Linked DNA regions of Homo sapiens: region 1 is linked to region 2. A link is a contact called in ENCODE Hi-C data. All regions are on one chromosome and are shown on one strand. The core of a region is the stretch at or near the end of the contact, and the rest is flanking DNA. Distances in the headings are between cores, read along the strand shown.

Region 1 (6,339 bases), core at 2,155-4,654, 1.7 Mb before region 2:
CTTCCTTCTCTGCATGCCCAAATCCCATTCATCCTTTGAAGACAGTGAAAAATAATTCCTCTTTTATTTGATTTTGTCAGCAAACATCTGCTGCATGCTTACTATGTAGCAAGCACTCTTCAAGCACTGGGGATACAAGATGAGATCTGACCTCGTGGAGGTTACAGTCAAGTAGGGAACACTGACAATGAACAGCAATTAAGAATAGGATACAATAGGACAGGCAAAGGTACTTATACTGTTAGTGGGGATGGGAGCAGATGGGAGCAAGACTTGTGTGGTAGACTGAATGTTTGTGTCTCCCCAAAATTCATATGTTGAAACTATAGTCCCCAATGTGATGGTATTAGTAGGTGGGACCCTAGGGAGGTGATTAGGTCATGAGGGTGGAGTGCTCATAAATGGGATTAGTTCCCTTGTAAGAGGGAGCCCAGAGAGCTTTCTTGCTCTCTTTCTGCCATGTGAGGGCACAGTGAGAAGATGGTTGTCTATGAACCAGGAAGTGGGCCTTCACCAGACACAGTATCTTCTGGTACCTTGCTCTTGGACTTTCCAGTCTCCAGCTGTGAGAAATAAACATTTGTTGTTTAAGCCACCCAGTCATGGTATTCTGTTATAGCAGCCTGAATGGACAAAGACAACTTCTTTAAGTGGTAAGTGATTTAAAAGAAAAAAAAAAAAAGACAATTTCTTTAACTGAAGGATGAGTAGGAATTGGGGAAGAGTGGGGAAGGGAGGGGAAGAGTGTTTGCAGTAAAGAGAAGTGAGCGTAGGAAATCATGAAGGTGAAAATGTTGGTGAAAATACTCTTGAAAAGGGCCTCTCTAATTCCTCTTTCTCCTGAGTAATTTTTCCATTTGCTATACCCTACAGCACTTAATATGCAATGTTTAGGCCATAAAGTCTCTGAAGACAAAACTTACACAGAGTACTTGGTAATATGAAGGCAGCTTCAGAGGATAATGAGGCTGTGTATGTGTCAATGCAAAATGAAAGCTTAAAACATTAAAACATTTTAGGTAAGAGGTGGACTAGACCATAAGGCCCTTCAAAATGACAGGGAACAGTACCACCTGTCTAGGTGACTACAGAGACCAAAGCAGCAGGGAGGACTGATTCATAAAGTTCTGTAGGAAGTACAAAGTAATTATAGTTCCAATCCTCAGATGTTACTTTAAAGTCTATTTCAGGAAGCATAATGAAAACTTGGTACCCATCAGAAAGAAAATAGCTACTCACTTTTGTTTGCATAATCTTTTTAAAAAGTTTCTTGGTTTAAGCTGCTCTTTGTATGTGCCAGGGTTCTGGGTTAATGGTGGAGAGGACCCTATTAGATCTGACAAACTACTTGTAAAATCAAATGTCCATGCTACAAGCCAGGTTTTTACCATTTTATTTTAGATGCATGTTCTACCTGCACATGGCTGGGAGAGGAACCAGAAGGGAGTAAATTTTGATAGAGATGGTTTGAGGATATAGCTGTTGTCTTGATAGGCCAGAATAGATGATATTTTAAGAACTTTGGTTCTTCCCTGTAATTTATTCTAGGTCAGCAATTCATCCCTGGGCCTGAGAAGGCACTTTTTCAATCCTGTCATTTCTACAGCTAAGCAAATAACTCCCCAATAATGAGAAAAAGTACATAAATGTTTTGTGAATGATATACACAAATGATATACATTTGTGTATAGACACAAATGTAAGGACATATTTTTTATTATTCACTTAGAAAGTTTTTTTGTTTTTTTTTTTTTTTTTTAAGACAGGGACTTGTTCTGTCACCCAGATTTCAGTGTAGTGGTGCCATACCTCAGCCTCCAACTCCTGGACTCAAGCAATCCTTCTGCTTCAGGCTCCTGAGTAGCCGGAACTACAGGAGCACACCACGATATTCGGCTATTTTATTTTTTGTAGAGATAGTGTCTTGCTTTGTTGCCCAGCCTGGTCTCGAACTCCTGGGCTCAAGCGATTCTACCGCCTCGGCCTCCCAAAGTGCTGGGATTACAGACGTGAGCCACCGCGCCCAGCTGCTTTATGGATTTTTTTTTTTGGAGACAGAGTCTCGCTCTTGTTGCCCAGACTGGAGTGCAATGGTGTGACCTTGGCTCACTGCAACCTCCGCCTCCCGTGTTCAAGCGATTCTCCTGCCTCAGCCTCCCAAGTAGCTGGGATTACAGGCACCCGCCACCACACCACGTTAATTTTTTGTATTTTTAGTAGAGATGGGGTTTCATCATGTTGGCCAAGGCTGGTCTGGAACTCCTGACGTCAGGTGATCCACCCAACTCAGCCTTCCAAAGTGCTGGGATTACAGGGATGAGCCACCACGCCCGGCTTTTTTTTTTTTTTTTTTTTTTTTTTTCTGTTGAGATGGAGTCTCGCTCTGTCGCCAGGCTGGAGTGCAGTGGTGTGATCTCGGCTCACTGCAACCTCCGCCTCCCGGGTTCAAGCGATTCTCCTGCCTCAGCTTCCCGAGTAGCTGGGACTACAGGCGCGCGCCACCACCCCCAGCTAATTTTTGCATTTTTAGTAGAGACAGGGTTTCACCATGTTGGCCAGGATGGTCTCGATCTCTTGACCTCGTGATCCACTCGCCTCCGCCTCCCAAAGTGCTGGGATTACAGCCGTGGGCCACCGCGCCCAGCCCGCTTTATGGATTTTGCAAGTCATTTACTCCCTCTAAGCTTCAGTTTCCTCATCTGCAAAATTGGGAGGCCATGATTCTGGCAGTTATAACATTCCTGGGAGCAATGGAGGAGAATGTTATTTAGTAAGATGCCTGTGAGGAATTATGATGAGAGGATGGAGAAGGTGGGGTGTGTGCAATGGTGAAGAAGGGATCTGAGGACTGTGAGGCACGGCTGAGGGCTCAGGAAAGAGGCTCCCATTACAAATTTTAAGGCTATAGGACCCCACCCACACTTTTTGGGGGATCATATTCCACCTTTGTCCCGGCCCCGCCTCCGCCCCACCCTTCTCCCCCTCCCCTTTCTTTCCTTCCCCTCCCCTCAGGCTGAGAGGCGCCACACTTCTTATGGCCGCCACAGTGCTCCGCTTTCCACAGCTCGAGGGCTGCGCGCGCTCTCACGCTGCCACCTCACTCGCGTGTGGGCTCGCCCTCAGCCCCTTCCGATTGGCTCATTATGTAAGTGACGTAAGGGCTCCAGCCTCCCACTAACTTATCCCTGGCTTGCCCCGCCTCCTCCTGGCTTCTTTTGACGCCAGTGGAAACCTAACCTGCCCCGTCGCCGCCGTGCGGGAGGAGCCGGTAGAGCTGTCCAAACCAGGAAGGCGATGGCGATGGCGGTGGCGCGCACGCATGCACGCACGCACGCACGCCAGCGGCCGGCGGGGCCGCAGGCTCGCGCCCGGGCTCGCCCCGCGCCGCTCCAGAGGCTCGCGCACTCAGCAGGTTGGGCTGCGGCGGCGGCGGCAGCTGTGGAAGCTCAGGCGCTGCGCGTGAGAGGTCCCAGATACGTCTGCGGTTCCGGCTCCGCCACCCTCAGCTTCTCTTCCCCAGGTCTGGGAGCCGAGTGCGGAAGGAGGGAACGGCCCTAGCTTTGGGAAGCCAGAGGACACCCCTGGCTCCTGCCGACACCGCCCTCCTTCCCTTCCCAGCCGCGGGCCTCGCTCGGTGCTAGGCTACTCTGCCGGGAGGCGGCGGCGGCTGCCAGTCTGTGGAGAGTCCTGCTGCCCTCCAGCCGGGCTCCTCCACCGGGCCTTGCAGGGGCCGAGAGAGCTCGGTGCCCGCCCTTCCGCTCGCCTTTTTCGTCAGCTGGCTGGAGCAGCATCGGTCCGGGAGGTCTCTAGGCTGAGGCGGCGGCCGCTCCTCTAGTTCCACAATGTCCACGGGCGGAGACTTCGGGAATCCGCTGAGGAAATTCAAGCTGGTGTTCCTGGGGGAGCAAAGCGGTGAGTGCGTGGCTCCCCTACTCCTGGCAGCTGGCCGCAGCGTCCCCGCACCGCCCCCGGTGCGGCCCTTCCGTCCGCGGAGGCTCCCTGCCCGCCTCGCGTCCGCGCTCGTTGCCACCGCAGCCCTTCCCGATGTGCCCCCCGGTGCCACTGGCTCTTCGCCAGTGGCCGAGTTTTTACCCTGTTCCCCGGGTTCTTCAATCCTCGACTCCCCGGCTCCGTTCCCCGCAGTCCGGCCATCTCCGGTCGATCTGCCCTCCCTCCCCAGACCTCACCCCGCCCAGCCTCTTGTCCATCCCTTTCTTCCTCCGGTCTCGGTCATTGCCCGTACCCCGGCCCCCTTTCTTGAGCCCCACCCTTATTCCTTGCTCTTTTCCCAGTTCCTCAGCTCTGTGAGGCCCACTCAGGGAAGCCCCACTCCCGAGAGCGGGCCCTCTTCAACCTTGGCCAAGGAGGGTGGGATCTGGGCGTTGTTTTCCCCAGAGGCTTGGCCCTGCGAAGTGCTGATGTCGTGGAAGGTGGGAAGGGGTGGTAGTAGAAAAAATTAAATGATTTTCACCTGGGTGGGAAATTAGTCTGGGCCATAGAGGAAACATCTGAATTGGAGACGACTTGAGCATGGGGTGGTTGGGGGTGAAAGGGGTAGCGTCGGCAGTGGAGATTTTTGCCCCTTAGGTTAGATGGGGCTGTGGCTTGTCGGAAAACCTCATTTTGTTCTCTTGACTTTCATCACTGACAATTCTTTTGGCAATGTTGATGATTTTTCAATCTCTGCCAGATGCTATGTCATGATCATTTTACTTGGAATTTTTCTCATCTCACCTCCCCTTTTTCTCTTTTCAACATGAAGCAGCGTCTGAGTCTCATGGTGGTACAAAAGGGAATTACTGGGGAAATGTTAATTATTCATTCCTTCTTGAGTATTTTCCAATGATATATTGAGGATTCATGTGAGAGAAGGCTTGGAATAACAAACATCTTTGTTTTGTCGGATTTCCTTTGGAAAATGGAGTAGAGTAGGAACAGACTCATCATCTAGTTACCTAAATTAGATTTAAATACCATTTGGGCTAAATAATTCTTTTATGCTTAATATTCTGTACTGTCTGATGAGTGAAATTGTTATGTCATTTACCTGGTCAGGTTCTGCTGTCACTGTACTTTTGTATTAGATACTAGATCCTAATTTTGTGATGGTTGTATCTACGATTACTTCTTGTAGTAATTCCAGTTTTATGCTGTATTATACAAACTTGACACTCGACAATTCAGAGATGATTACCCTCCTTTGTTTTTCTCATACTTTGCATGCCCATCTTTAAAATTCAGACATTGAGAGATTAGTTCTGAGTCATCAAACATTGAGTACCTACTAGGTGTTTTAGGTGAGGTTATAGAAAACATTAGTTATTTGTTTTGACTGGAAGGCATGTAAGTGATATAAATTCGTAGCTTTTATTACTACTTTGAACTATTTATACTAATTTGTATGCCATCACAGAGGTTAATACTCTTGCAAAATTGCCTCCAGTTAGAACTGGGAAATCATTTTTCTCCTTTCATGTGTAGATTATCTTCCCCTCCTCCCTTTTGGGGGGAAAAATACAATCTCCCTCCTTTTTGCTTATATATTTTCCTGAAGTAAGTATAAACTTGTGTCTTTAGGTGAGTAACTTGGTAGAACCTATGGAGTTGCTTCTAGTCCAGCTTTTCTGTGTCAATATCAGGATAGTTCCCAAACATAAAATATAGTTTATTGGTTATTATTGATAAAAAGGATCCAAAGTGCTTATTGTGCATTCTAAGGATATTATTGCCTTCCTTATGTTGTGATGCACAGCTATTTAGTTTGCATGAAAAAACCTATTCATCTTCCTGCCTAAAAAGGTTTTAGCATGAATGGAGTGCTTAACTTCCTAAGTATCTTCAGGTTTCCTTTGAATTTCTTGAGTATTTGTGTATGTTCTAATGCATAATGGAGAGTTTTATGGCTTCTAATTTCGTACCTTGTTTAAGCCTCTACTACCCTCCCCCCTCCATTACTGAAGCCTGGTTAGATTTTTTTTAATAGACTTCATTTTTTAGAACAGTTTTAGACTTACAGAAAAATTGAAAAGATAGTGTAGAGTTCCCATATACCCACACATCTAGTTTCCCCTGTTATCAACATCTTGCATTAGTATGGCACATTTGTTAACAATTAATGAACTAATATTGATATGTTATTATTAACTTAAGTCCATAGTTTATTTAGATTTTTAGTTTTAACCTAATGTCCTTTTTCTGTTTCAGCATTCAATTCAGGATGTGAAGTTAATTATCTTTTGAGGTTACTATATTGTCAAGTAATGCCATTCATTAGCTTTGACAATGAAAGATTGATCTCTGTTTTCATGGTCAGTGTCTATAGTTTTCTTATGCGTTAGA
Region 2 (6,246 bases), core at 1,053-3,552:
TTCACCTCTGGGATATCTTCCCCCACCCCTACCCTCTGCCTGCCTGGTCTCCTCTGACCACTGCTGTGTAGCAAAAGAGCATAGATTTGCAGTCAAAAACACCTTCACTATCACTGTGCCCTGCCTCAGTAAAATGCAATCAAAATACCCCATAGGGTGTTAGAGTGAGATGTCCTCTTTCCCACCCCAGGACTCTCCCTCTGCCTGCTCTTCCCTGAGGATGGGAGGAGTCTTTGATTCTTTAATAATTCTCCAGCCCCATCTCCTCTCCGCTGTATTCCCCTCTTCTCCTGTGCTGTCTCAGAATTCCCTTCACAAATGTGTACATACACATAACACACAGCACACATTTTCCCTCTACTCAGCTCTTCTCTCCAGGGACCTATGGGGAATGGGCCTCTCCTCCCATGTCCTGGACCATTCTCCTCCTCATCCAGATCTGACCTCCTTGCCGGCCTTCTTGCAAGGCCCCTGGTGATGGCGGGGAGTAAAAATGAAAGAGTGTATGGATGGGTGTGAATAGGTGAGTGATGCGGTGGGCTTGAACTGGTGAGCTTGGGAACCCACAATCCAGGGCCCTGCTTACCTGGGCTGGAGGACCAGAGCACAGGACAGGTCGGGGAGTCCAGGGCCTGCTGCGGGGGATAACCCTGAGGTAGGAGGCTGGAATGGCTTTCAATTATTCATGCTGAGGCTGCTGCTGTCACCTGAGACCTGCAGTTCAAGTTACCAGCCCCAGGGACGAGCTTGAGCTGCCTCCTACCCTTCAGGAACCTCAAAAGATTTACAGAACCTCAGGGTCTTGATTTGAGGGGTTATAAGAGGTATGAGATCTGGTGACTTCTCCAATACTTTGGATCAGAAGATGGGGCATGGGGTGAGCCAAGGTGATGGGGTGACTGTAACATGCTCATTGATATGCAAGTTTTCTGTAAGCAAGGCCATGCCTTGGGCTACAGGGAAGAGTCAGAACCTGTCACTGTGCTCCAGGAACTCCCAAGTTTGGTAGGTGAGACTGACCCAGGAACAGAGAATACAATATAGTGTGATCACTATTGGATGTTCCATGACTACAGGGACTTTGGCTGTTTTGTGAACTGCTGCATATCCAGATATAACAATGTGTGGCACATAGTAGACGCTCAGCAAATATTTGTTGATTCAATAAATGCATGAATTAACACTGGATGAGGATTAAGCATAGGGAGCTGGGCATGTCCAGAGAATGGAGTCAGAGAAGGTAATCAGGAGGACATTGTACTGAGTCTCGAAGACAGTAAAGACAGTAGGCAGACCAGGCTGCATGTACAAAGTCCAGTAGATCAATCAGGAAACTACATTATTTCTCTATGTCCAGTGAAACACATTGCTGACCCCTCCACCCCTCACCCCAGAACATGCAGTGGGAGAGGTGTCAGGCTCTTGTTATGTCAGACGGGTAATGTGCCAAAACAAGATTTGAGGGTGGCACATTTGATACATGCTGGTGAACACCCAATCACACGCTCATGAACAACAAATGGATCACTATACAATCTTGGACGGACTTGGACCTGTGTTCAGGGCCCAAGGGAAGACATGGAGCGGGGGTTAGGAAAAGAGAACTGATGGTCAGCTTTGTGCGTTCGATTACAATGGGTGCTGTTAAAAAAGGCAGAATTAAAGATAAAAGCCTGAAAGCAGAGAGGTCAGTGAGGTGGCTTCTATCTCCTCTACCAGGATTTATCTCCGCTGCGCGTCAGCATGTGAAGGTAGTATAAGGTCCCTTCTTCCTGTAAGTCGCAGATCCCCAGCCCAGGTGGAGAATACACCCTCTGTGTATTCACCCCCAGCCCAGCTGGGCGATACACCCTCTGTGTTCCCCGACTAGGTACTGGTCATCTGGATCATCTGTGTGTGTGCACCCAGACCGTACGATCTGGAGCATCAGGCCTGGATCCCAGTCGCCCCTCGCATGGCATTTAGAAGAGTATATCACAAGGGCATACGAGGGCATTTGGTACGAGTTCGCTCAATGGCCCAGAAAAGTGGCCTAGTGGCCACGAGAACGCATAACACAATTCACGATGGCCACTACTGCCAGTTTAGAGACTGGAAAGATGAAGTCATGTGATCCGCCCCGCCCTTTCCCCGCATCACGTGCTTGCGTGTACGGTTACGCCTTCCCATTGGTTGACAACGATCACGCGCTAGCGGGCGGGACCGGAAGCCGGGGTATTGACTGAGGCGGCCAAGCGGCTCCGGGACAGGGGGTACGGGGGGTGGGGGCGGGTGGTTGCCTGCGGGAGGCCGCCGCGGGTCATGTGACCGGAAGGGCTCCTCACGGACGCCGTCCCTCCTCGGCGCGGCCTGAGCGCCCGGCCCGACCCCGGCCATGGGGTGCTGCTACAGCAGCGAGAACGAGGACTCGGACCAGGTGCGGCCGCGGCAGGCGGGGCTCGGGAATGAGGGCTAAGACACTGGGGCATGGGGCCCAGAAAGAAACCTGCGGAGGACGGGCAGCCGGACTGCAGGGCTCACTGAATACGGAGGCCTGGAGGGGACAGATTACAGAGGAGACGCCAAGCCGGGCTCCTACCCCTGTTAAAGCCCCAGATTTCTACACAGTCCCCGCCTCGGGGTGTGCAGGCAGCCGCCTGTCCGGCTCGCTCCCACCACTTCCGTTTGCTCCTACCTTCAAAACTTTTCAGATTCAAGGATCCTCAGTCTAGGTCCCCGGGAAACACTCCCTTCCCCAGCTTCCTGTGTCTTCTGTGTATTAGTGGGCTTTGCGAATCCATTTTAGGGGTGGGTAAGCTGAGGCCCTGAGTTAGTCTGTCCTGAGATGAATCAGGAATTCGTGTATCGTCTTAGTCCCTGGGGTTGCAGAAGGAAGGTCGCTGCTAGTCTAGGGCCAGGGGACGACTCTGGAAGTTGGTGGCCTTTGAATTGGCCAATGAAGGATTTAATCGATACAGTGAGGACATCGGGACATGTGGGAAATTGTCTGGGAAGCAACAAAGAGGATTTAGCTTTGGCTAGATTGTGGGAAAAGAGAAATGGAGCGGGAAGTTCATTTGGTTCTGAGTTTGGCTTGCCTCAGTGCAGTCTGCCTGGGGCCTGAGGGTTCCTTTAGCTGGAGACATGCCTATTCTGAGAATTTGGCTGTAGATCTGATACCTTTGGAGAAAGGGTTAGGCTGGGGAGACCTGTACAGTTTTAAATTCTCCCTCTTCCTCTTAGTGCATTCTCACTTCTCCCCACACTCTAATCCCTGCCCTGCCTGGCCTGACATTCAAGGATGAAGTCTCAAGTTGCTGTCTACTCTCCTTTTTTGATCGTCTCTAAGCCCGGATTCTACATTTGAACATATAGTAGACCTGAGAGAGTAGAAAGGTTTCAGGTAGCTCACGGTCTAATGGGGAAGATGGTCACAAAAATAGATTATATCACTGGTACTTGGGAAGTAGTTCGTTCTTCAGTGAACGTATTTTGGATTAAGGGCTTAAGCCTAGGAAAATGTCGTTTGTATGGGAAGCAAGGGTGGCTTCTGGTTCTCAATTCTCCATACACCCAATGAACACATATTTCCTTTGCCCTGTGTTAGGCATGTGTTGTGCCTAATACCTCTCACTTCACTTCCACCTTTTTGAGAAAGAGACAACAATAACCCTGCCTACTGGGAGAGCTGTAGCCTAGTGGGAAATTGTCCCTTAAAGCATAATATGGACTCTTGCAGGGAATGAGTCAAGAAGGATTAATGCCGTATGAGAAAGGATACAAGCTTCTACTTGGAAGGGAGAGCTGGGCCTGCTGCTCTCCTGAATCTCTACCTTCTCCTTGGGGGGCTCTCATTTCTGTTCCTAACACCCAGAGAAGGTGCTTAATCACTGCTGGGTGATTTGAGGCCTCATGTAGCAAGGGCCATAACCATCCACCATCCCACAGTCCCTCTTTGAGTTCTTGGGCAGGCCCCTCTCCGACTCTCATCTCTGTCTCTTTATCATAATAAAAAATATACAACACGTTACAGTTTACAAAGGGCCTTCACAGTTATCTAATTTGACTCTTGCCAGACATCCGTCATATTAGTGTGGGTTATGTCTATTGAAAGGTGAGGAAGAAGTTCAGAGAAGCTAAGTGATTTGGCCAAGCTGAGAAGTGCTAGTGCCCAGGTGTTCTGACGCTAGGCCATGTACTTTATCCATGGGGCCAAGCTGTCTCAGCCATGCCCCTAGACCAGGTGGCCAGTCACGGGCAGGCTGCTATGTCTGTGCTAAGGTAGACAGTGAAACCCTGCCTCTTGGGTTACACTAATGCAGAGACAAACCTTGATGTGACAAACCTAACCCATGCTCCACTCGCACTTTGGGAGTGGGGTGATGTTTGTCTGCTCTGAAGTAGGTAGCATGGCCTCTTCTTTAAGTCTGGGTTTCAAGAAAATAACCTTGTTGTTCACTTGATCTTAGCTGAAGGCTGAGAAGTGATCAGCCAACCTTCTTCTTGAAGAACCCCTGATAGGGAAGAGACTACCCTGTCCTGCAGGAAGATCTGTCTGAAGTGGAGCTGGGAGGACAGACACATAGGAAGCTAACTTGGGCCTCATTATGGAGCCAGCTTTCCTTAGAAATACATAGTTTTATCTTTGGCAAACATTTTGTCTTTTTAGCTCTTTAATACTGAGCCTATGTATTTAGGGAGGAAGGGTGTCTGGGAGTTTATAGAGGTGATGGGGCAAAGCCCACAGCTTCTGTCTCTTGCTGTTGGGAACTGGATCAAATTGCCTGAGGACACTTGGGCAACCTAGCCTTGAGAAAGAAGAGTAAGGTGAAAAGGCTGGGCCTCCCTAAGCAGGGCAGGAGGAAGTAGCCCTCTACAAGGAGAGTTGTGGAGTTGTGGGCAGGGGAGCTGCGGCCTGCAGCAGGAAAGACTGAGGAACTGAGATAGGCCTGGAGGGGAGCATTGAGGAGTCTGGCACTGAAGGTTGGTGAGTCAGCATTAGCCAGGATGTCCCCCTGGGCCCATCCTTGGCTTTGTTCAGGGCACTCTTGCTCTTTATGGGTTGGATAGATACCCAGCAGGTCTGTTTTTCTCATTTACTGCTGATACAGCAAGCAAGGATTTGCAGCTGATGGTCTCAAGGCAGGGTCAAATCCAGAAATATTACAGTAGATAGAACAGGGGACTGAAAGAGGACAAGGAGGAAGACCAAACCAATGAGGAAGCTTGGTTTGGTCTTACATTAGTTCAGGGGTTGTGATTATCAGCACAGGCCAGCAGGAACAGGGCTGCTGAAAATTTACATGGGCTACTCAGGTGGTTTAGCAAGGGAGGGAACAGCGCCATTGTTGTTTGTTTTGAGATGGGGTCTTGCTCTCTTGCCCAGACTGGAGTACAGTGGCACAGTCCTAGCTCACTGCAGCCTCAAACCCTGGGTTCATACAGTCGTTGCACTTCAGCCTCCCAAGTAGGTGGGACTGCAGGGCTCACACTACCAAGTCCAGCTAATTTTTTTTTTTTGCAAAGACGAGGTCTTGCTTTGTTGCCCAGGCTGGTCTCAAACTCCTGGACTCAAGCAATCCTTCTGCCTTGGGCTCCCAAAGTGTTGGGATTACTGGTGTGAATCACCATACATGGCTACAGCTGTACTGCTCAGATCAGGATACACCATGTACACTCAGTTTGGTTCTGGGAGTCACGTACAAAAAGAGCACCAGAGCACAGGAGGGTGAACACCTTCGAAGGGACCTGCCTTCAAGAAGGGAACACACTTGTACTGTGTGACCCAGAGCTGGGCTGGGATTCCTGCCCTGACATAATTTGAGAAATGGCCATGGAGAGGTTGGGCTTGCTTTCTCTTGGGGCCTAGGGCTTTGTCTGGACTCGCCAGGGCTTCCATCTTGGAAGCGAACAGCTTTGCTGGGGAAGGCCTGGTCCTAGGGGATGAGGAAGGCTGTTCTTGGGCTCTTGACTTGCACTGATTTCCCCTTTAGATCCCAGTGCTTGCTATGTCTCAGCTCCACTGTCTTCCAGCCTCTAGTATCCTTTCTTTGCCAGGTCCTAGAATGTTTTTCAAGCTCCAGGGCTGTTGCTGACTACCTGCTTTGTGCCTCTGTCCATTTTTTCAGGGCCTCTAGGACTGCCTGGTTCCACTCTCATTTATCCTAGAACACCAACTCAGTTGAGCTCCCAAGGATAGGCAGGAACTGAGTCTTATCTGGCATTCCATAAAGCTGGGCACTTTAGATATTCCTTATAGAAACATTT

Evidence for each region. A loop is a pair of places that touch in the nucleus more often than their neighbours do. Pooled maps may share reads with other maps.
Region 1: a pooled map shows a loop between it and region 2 (10-fold over the local background). The contact joins the promoter of RAB6A here to the promoter of LAMTOR1 in region 2. A Hi-C loop is called at or near these places in 3 of 37 single-sample maps with no recorded cell type and 10 of 50 pooled maps.

Annotation. Positions count from the first base shown.
Region 1 is chr11:73,758,139-73,764,477 of GRCh38, reverse strand. RAB6A (RAB6A, member RAS oncogene family) reads left to right here and starts at 3,404. Exons shown (of 8, transcript NM_198896.2): 1 at 3,404-3,912. The coding sequence starts at 3,843. It overlaps LOC124902711 (a long non-coding RNA gene), which reads right to left and starts at 3,320. Exons shown (of 2, transcript XR_007062775.1): 1 at 3,238-3,320; 2 at 1,378-2,741. RefSeq lists silencers at 2,797-2,986, 3,147-3,456 and an enhancer at 3,753-4,253.
Region 2 is chr11:72,099,353-72,105,598 of GRCh38, reverse strand. It overlaps LAMTOR1 (late endosomal/lysosomal adaptor, MAPK and MTOR activator 1), which reads left to right and starts at 2,302. Exons shown (of 5, transcript NM_017907.3): 1 at 2,302-2,416. The coding sequence starts at 2,375. It overlaps LRTOMT (leucine rich transmembrane and O-methyltransferase domain containing), which reads right to left. Exons shown (of 9, transcript NM_001145310.4): 6 at 587-635. It also overlaps the pseudogene LOC124902837. RefSeq lists enhancers at 1,216-1,736, 2,517-2,596 and a silencer at 2,147-2,416.